Regions from separate parts of the Homo sapiens genome. Here region 2 is linked to region 1. The links are chromatin contacts, found by Hi-C or POLR2A ChIA-PET in ENCODE. All regions are on one chromosome and are shown on one strand. Each heading gives the region's core, a stretch centred on a gene start or an enhancer-like site at or near the end of the contact. The rest is flanking DNA. Distances are from core to core; before and after follow the strand shown.

What was found. A loop is a pair of places that touch in the nucleus more often than their neighbours do. ChIA-PET counts read pairs that join two places held with the same protein, here RNA polymerase II (POLR2A). Pooled maps may share reads with other maps.
Region 2: a map of CD8-positive, alpha-beta T cell shows a loop between it and region 1 (7-fold over the local background). The contact joins the promoter of PRRC2A here to the promoter of MDC1 in region 1. A Hi-C loop is called at or near these places in 2 of 168 maps with a recorded cell type or tissue (CD8-positive, alpha-beta T cell and naive thymus-derived CD4-positive, alpha-beta T cell), 2 of 37 single-sample maps with no recorded cell type and 13 of 50 pooled maps. POLR2A ChIA-PET finds 5 or more read pairs at or near these places in 2 of 52 experiments (CD4-positive, alpha-beta T cell and activated CD4-positive, alpha-beta T cell).

The regions. Positions count from the first base shown.
Region 1 is chr6:30,715,219-30,719,000 of GRCh38, reverse strand. It overlaps MDC1 (mediator of DNA damage checkpoint 1), which reads left to right and starts at 1,720. Exons shown (of 15, transcript NM_014641.3): 1 at 1,720-1,756. RefSeq lists enhancers at 828-1,575, 2,324-3,071.
Region 2 is chr6:31,618,388-31,622,232 of GRCh38, reverse strand. PRRC2A (proline rich coiled-coil 2A) reads right to left here and starts at 1,518. Exons shown (of 31, transcript NM_004638.4): 1 at 1,375-1,518.

The DNA.
Region 1 (3,782 bases), core at 471-2,970:
AGTGCTGGGATTACAGGCGTGAGCCACCGCGCTGGGCAGATCAATGTATTTCTAAGTTGCCTTCTAAATGAGGGAACATCAACTTGTGTAAGCCCTCTCTACCCACTTAAAATATAATGCTTTACGTTTTAGGGAAATGAACACAGTCATTTTGTGGGAGTAGAAATAACTCAAAATACACAATCAGATAACTTGTTTCAATTTGTCTCTATATTAGCTGTAGGATCCTAGGAAAGTCCTTTAACTTTGCAGGGCTCCAGCTCCTCGTTTGTAAAATCTGCTTATTTGACTGTTGTGCACAGAATTGAGATAACCAACAGAAAGGACTTTATGAATTATGCAAGTGTTATAGTTACCATTTTCTTCATGTCTTATTGTGAGATAAAATAGGCCGGGCGCAGTGGCTTACGCCTGTAATCCCAGCACATTGGGAGGCCCAGGCGGGAGAATCACCTGAGGTCCGGAGTTTGAGACCAGACTGACCAACATGGAGAAACCCCGTCTCTACTAAAAATACAAAATTAGCCGGGCGTGGTAGCGCATGCCTGTAATCCCAGCTACTCGGGAGGCTGAGACAGGAGAATTGCTTGAACCCAGAAGGCGGAGGTTGCGGTGAGTCGAGATCGCGCCATTGCACTCCAGCCTAGGCAACAAGAGCGAAAGTCCGTCTCAAAAAATAAAATATAGATGGCCGCATGCGGTGGTTTACGCCTGTAATCCCACCACTTTGAGAGGCCGAGGCGGGCGGATCACCTGAGGTCAGAAGTTCGAGACCAGCCTGACCAACATGGAGAAACCACGTCTCTACTAAAAATACAAAAATAAGCTGGGCGTGGTGGCGCATGCCTGTAATCCCAGCTACTTGGGAGGTTGAGGCAGGAGAATCGCTTGAACCTGGGAGGCAGAGGTTGCGGTGAGTCGAGATCGCGCCATTGCACTCCAGCCTGGGCAACAAGAGCAAAACTCCATCTCAAAAAATAGATAAATTAGTTAATTAAAAAATAAAAATAAATGATTTTATGATCCTTCCCTCGCCCCTCGAAAGGTGGGGACAGCCTTTAAGACAGAGAGCAAACCAGTTTTCTCTGTTCGACTACAGATCTTTAGGATCTTGGATTTAAGAAAATGACCTCAAAATGTCCGTCAGAGACGTATTCCCAGGAAGAAAGATATTACTTCTACTACAAACCAAATCAAAAGGAAATGAAATTCCAATGCAACAGGAGTGAACTGCCACGCCTACGGGCTGTTCTCCAAACTGCAGCCTCCAGCCACGACTGCAACGCGCAACCCACTTTCATTTCTCATGAGTCAGCGGACACCATGTCTAGGAGGACCGAGGAAAGGCGCTCTGGCCTTACCAGACACGTCGGACGTCTATGACACAGCCCCTCTATCCGTTGCCGGCAGCTGGCGCCAGACTCTCTGGTCGCGGTTTGGAACTGCGCGGGAAGTGGGTGGTGGGCGGGCAAGCGGTAGTGGGTTGTCCCTTGGAGCTGCCCAATCGACGTGCATTATTCTGTTGGCGCACGGCGGCCTTCAATTACCGTCTCATTAACTGATCTCAGCAGCCTGGGAGACACCACCTATTTGAACTCTAAGGGGGCGGGGCTTTGGGTGTGCCTCCGCTCGACTGGCTGCGGTTGTGAAAGACAGCGGCAGAAGCCAATCAGCAAATAAGCTCTTTTTCGGCACACGCAGTCGCTCCACCTGGGTCGCGACCGTTACTGGTGGCGCGCGCGGGGACTTAAAGTAGGTGAGTTCTAGGGGCCTGGCCCACGGCTCCCCGGGAGCCATCTTGGTTCCCCCAGAAGGCGGGAGGGGCGTACCTTGGGTGCGACTGGGCGGAGGTGACTTGGAAGTTCGCTTCTCGGACTGTAATACTCATCCTTACCTGGCGCCCCGCTCCGAGTTTAGGTATGAAGACACAGGGAGACGTCGGGCCACAAGGGAACCCACTGAGGTGGGGACCAAAGATGGTGGCTCTTTGAATTGGAGCCAAGCGTGGTGGGCACCCGCTGAGTTGGCCTGTCATAAAGACGGAGTTGACACTTTATCCATGGGGCATCCTACTTTCCCTACCTGTCAACAGTTTCCCTCTAGAGTGGCATATTTTCAGGTGAATTCCATTTATGCTATTTTCTTTCCATCTCATTTGTTCCTTCATCAGTAGGCTCGGTGATGAGCCTTCCCGAGGGCAGGGTCGATTTCATGTTTGGTTCACAGATGTATACCAAATACTTCAAACAGGTATACCATAACCATTGAATGAATATGATGGACCCTAGGGGAAAGACACGGTTCCCCTAATCCAGTCCTGGAGGTGGGTGAGTGTGAAGGCAGAAATGGAAAGTAATGGTTACAATATAGCGAGAGATCTTAGAGTAAGCACAAATCCATTGACCACTGTGGAACAGGCAGGATACACCAGGAACACGAGAAGGCAGGGAACACGCCAGGAAAGGGTTTGCTGAGAAAGTGACATTTGAGGCCGGGCGCGGTTGCTCACTGCTGTAATCCCAACACTTTGGGTGGCCAAGGTGGGCGGATCACCTGAGGTCAGGAGCTCGAGACCGTGGTGAAACCCCGTCTCTACTAAAAATACAAAAATTAGCCAGGCGTGATGCCGGGCGCCTGTAATCCCAGCTGCTCGGGAGGCTGAGGCAGGAGAATCGCTTGAAGCCTGGAGGCAGAGGTTGCAGTGAGCCAAGATAGCACCACTGCAGTCCAGCCTGGACGACAGAGCGAGATTCCATCTCAAAAAAAAAAAAAAGAAAGAAAGTGACATTTGAACTGAATCTTAAAGGATGGTAGAAGTTGGACCAGAAAACTAGGTGGGAAAAAGCCAAGGAATTGGGCTAAGGCATGAAGATGTGGGAAGACAAGAACAGTGTGTTCGAAGACTGGGGAAAATGTCTGGCTGAACCATAGGCTTTTGCGGGCGAGGGGTAGGCGTTACAAGATGTGAAGTTCAGATCATGGAGGGTCTCGCTAAGGAGTTTAGATTTTATTCTGTGTGCACGAAAAACCATCAAGATTTTAGAGGAGAGACATCTGAGTGATTTGGGGCAAGTCTTAACCTTATATATGCTTATGTATGTTTCAAGGAGATCTGAAAATCTTAACCCAGCTATGTTGCAGTTTCTTTATCTGAAGAAATGGAAGATAGTAATACTACTTTACAAGGTTCTTGTGAAGATTAAATGAGTCAGAGTCGATATAAAGTAATTAGAACAGTGCTTGACACATAGGAAGCTTCTATATATGTCATCTTTTATTATCATTTTTTGCAGTTGCATCTGATCAAACTGAGGTGGTCTGGTAAAAGTATAAAAAGCATGGGCTAAAAAAGAAAGAAAAACAACGGGGCGCAGTGGCTCACGCCTGTAATCCCAGCACTTTGGGAGGCCAAGGTGGGCGGATCACCCAAGGTCAAGAGTTCGAGTCCACCCTGGCCAATATGGCAAAACCCCATCTCTTCTAAAAATACAAAAATTAGCCAGGCATGGTGGCAGGTGCCTGTAATCTCAGCTACTTGGGAGGCTGAGGTGAGAGAATTGCTTGAAACCCGGGAGGCAGAGGTTGCCGTGGGCCCAAGATCTTACCACTGCATGCCAGCCTGGGGAGCAGAACGAGACTCCATCACAAAAAAGAAAAAAATGTTTTAAGTGCTTCAGAAGGTTAACAACAGAAAGATTGGTGGAAAGAGAAGCATCAACGTTCATAATGATCCAGTTTACCCCCTAGTTTTCAGTCTGATAACTCTGATGCTGTTTGTGTGA
Region 2 (3,845 bases), core at 269-2,768, 900 kb before region 1:
CAGCCCAGCAGCCTCGTGTCCATCTGGGAAGGTTTGCAGGAAGGTATGCTGGGAGTTTAAGGATTTTATGAGCTTGCTCAGCCGGAATGGGGGTTGGTACCAGAGAAATCCTCATAGAACAACTAGGGCTGTACATACTCCCAGGCTATAGGAACCTCAAGTATTTGAAATATCCCATCTTTTCCTAAACTTGCTCCTGTATTGGCTCCTGGAAAAAATCGCCTCCAGATGAAATACTGTTTTACCATATGAAGAACTGAGAAAAAGCATTATGGAGCCACCTTAGCACCCTGTAACCATGGGCCAGAAAACAGAGGGCCAAGGCCAGAGCCATCTTCGTTTTCCTATCCTCATTAAAAATGTCCATCACCAGTGTTTCTTTACTCGATACCTCCAGCTCCCTAAGCAAGCCGGACGACAGGTCTCTCAGTCCATTCCAGAGTGACCAGGCATTCGTTTATGGACGGGAACAGTGTAAAGAGATGAGAAATAGTGGGGAAGAAAGCAGGGAAATCCAGACAGGCCCAGAATGAAAGCTAAAATTGGGGAGAAAGAACTTTATGACAAGCTAGAGATAAGATGGATGTTGCTTCGTAGGTGTTTGAGGAGGCCAATCTGTGAAGATAAATATATGAAGGGAAAACGAATACAAGAGTCATGTAGCGAATAGACCAAAACTAACAGAAAATAATGAATACGAAAGCAGGTGGAAAATATATGGAAACAGGAATGGCAAAAAAAAAAAGGATGTAGACAACGAAGTAAGGGGGCAGAGGCCCAAGAAGAAAAACGGGGTTGGGGGAGAAAGGAGACGAGGAACAGGAAAAATGAAAAAGCAGACATAGGGCGACTGAGCAACATAGAAAGCAAAGATGCTGGGATAAAAGCAGGATTCTAGAGTGGGAGTGGCTCGACACGAAGAGGGGCGTCCAGAGGGGGGAACACAGCGCTGGATGATAGGAGGGGGTCCAATATGGAGGAAAAGCGCCCTTCCGAGAGAACCGTCGGGCGCGGCCCACCACCACGGGGCGGCAGCCGGGGAGGGGGCCCACAAATGGGGGTGAAAAGCCAGGAGCGCAGCGGAGGGTAGGGAGTTACGGACCCAGGCGCAGGGGTCACCCCCTGAAGCCAAGACGGTGGGTGGTTAGGGGCAGACTACGGATCCTGAATGAACTGCCGGAGGTGCGGGTCCCGGAGTAGAGGTACCGGAGGGGGAGGGGCAAGCAGGCCCGGCAGCAGGAGGACAAAATGGCGGCGGCTAATGGCAGCTTCTCCTCCCCCCGGCCCACCACCGCCGCCGCCGCCGCCACCGCCACCGCCACCACCTCTCCCGCGCCGGAAAAGGGCGTCAGCGCACGGTTCACCCAGACTCACCTGGCCGGGTGCGCGGGGATCCGGGACCCGGGCCTAGGGGCTCCCCGGGACGGGATGGCGGTGGGGCGGGGGAGGATGGCGGCGGATGGCGCCGGGTTCGGCTCCTCCCGTCTCCCTCGCTCACTCCGCGGCTGAGCCCCGACTAACGGCCCATCCGGGCAACCGCCGCCCCCGGGAGCACCCCCTCCCACCTCCCACCTCCCTCCGCGCCTAGACACGCCCCTTAATTTGCATAAAGGGCGGGGCACTTTCTACCCTAACCCTCTACTTCCAGGGCTGTCTTTAGTTTAAAAAAAAAAAAAAAAGGGCCGGGCGCGCGGAGCATGCGGAGGTTATTTGCATAAAGAGGAGGGACTTAAGGGCACTAGGACCCCGATTGGCTAAGGAGGCGGGCCCCCAGCGTCGGCCGTTGAGCCGTGTTGAGGGGGCGGGAATGCGGTGCAGGTCGGCTGGGCGGTTGGGACGCAGAATTTACACGACGAATGTGGGAGAAAGAGGCGGAGCGTGCGTCGGACGTTAGTAGAAAGATGGGAGCGGAGAGACGTTGGGACGCCAAAAGTGGAAGGCAACGACACACGGCCCGTGGCGCCTTCAGCTAGGGAGAAAGAGAGAGAGGACGGGGGCTGGCGGGCGGGATTAGCTGCCGGAGGGCTGAGTTTCCGCAGGCCTGGTAAGAGTTCCAGCTCTCGCATCCCTTTGCCGTGAGTTTGAGGAGGTGGTTGGAGCGGGGAAATGCACCAGAGGGGCGGGGCCTTCCAGTTATTATATTACGTCATGCAAATGAGGTGGCTAGACAGACCAATCCAAAGGCCCCGGGAAGCGTTTCGTCCGCACCACGCAGCGTAGGCATTCTTCGGGCAGTTCTACCTATTTGCATAATGTATGCAAATCATTTGAACAAAGATAGGCTAGGAATGACTCGTTCATCAAAATATGGGCAACCATCGACTAAGACGGACATTTAATTTTATAACCTATAATTTTCATGAATAAATTTTTATATTTGAAATTATTGGGAATTTGTAATTTCTTAACAATGGGTTTCATTTTGTGAAATGCAGTACTGTTACCCTCCTTTGTCTCTTACTACCCGATTCTAGAACTCTCTGCTCCCATCAGAGTTATACCCATTCAACAGATCATTCAATGACTATGATTTGAAGGCGCTGGAGATAATGCACAGGATATTATAGAAGTAGAGAAATAAGGCCTGGCGCGGTGGCTCACGCCTGTAATCCCAGCACTTTGGGAGGCCTAGGCAGGTGGATCACGAGATCAGGAGTTCAAGACCAGCCTGGCCAACATGATGAAACCCCATTTCTACTAAAAATACAAAAATTTGCCCTACGTGGTGGCGGGCGCCTGTAATCCCAACTACTCGGGAAGCTGAGGCAGAGAATTCCTTGAACCAGGGAGGCGGAGGTTGCACTCCAGCCTGGGTGACAGAGCAAGACTACGTCTCAAAAAAAAAAAAAAAAAAAAAAAAAAAAGAAGGATGGGCGCGGTGGCTCACGCCTGTAATCCCAGCACTTTGGGAGGCTCAGGCGGGCGGATCACCTGAGGTCACGAGTTCGAGACCAGCCTGACCAACATGGAGAAACCCCGTCTCTACTAAAAATACAATTACCCAGGCGTGGTGGCGCATGCCTATGATCCCAGCTACTCGGGAGGCTGAGTCGGGAGAATCGCTTGAACCTGGGAGGCGGAGGTTGTGGTGAGCCAAGATCGTGCCATTGCACTCCAGCCTGGGCAACAAGAGCGAAACTCTATCTCAAAAAAAAAAAAAAAAGAAAGAAGTAGAGAAATAAAATATGATTATGCCTGGGGTGATTGAGAAATGTTTCTAGAAAAACTCTTATTAAGAGATATGAGGCCGGGCGTGGTGGCTTATGCCTGTAGTCCTGGCACTTTGGGAGGCTGAGGCGGGCAGATCACAAGGTCAAGAAATGGAGACCATCCTGGCCAACATGGCAAAACCCCGTCTCTACTAAAAATACAAAAATTAGCTGGACTGGTGGCGCGTGCCTGTAGTCTCAGCTACTTGGGAGGCTGAGGCAGGAGAATCGCTTGAACCTGGGAGACGGAGGTTGCAGTGAGCTGAGATCACGCCACTGCACTCCAGCCTAGCGACAGAGTGAGACTACGTCTCAAAAAAAAAAAAAAAAGAAAAAGAAGAAAAAAAGGGCCGGGAGCGGGAGCAGTGGCTCACGCCTGTAATCCCAGCACTTTGAGAGGCCAAGGTGGGTGGGTCACCTGAGGTCAGGAGTTGGAGACCAGCCTGGCCAACATGAGACTCCATCTCAGGAAAAAAAAAAAAAAATGATATGAAGAATGATCGGAGTAGATATCTGTCAAAAATATATAAATAAATAGATATGAAGAACGAGTTAGAACTTACCCAAGTTTCAGAAGAAGGTGTACATCTCAGGTGCAGAGAACAGATTAGTGGAGGCATGAGTTTGGGGGCCTGT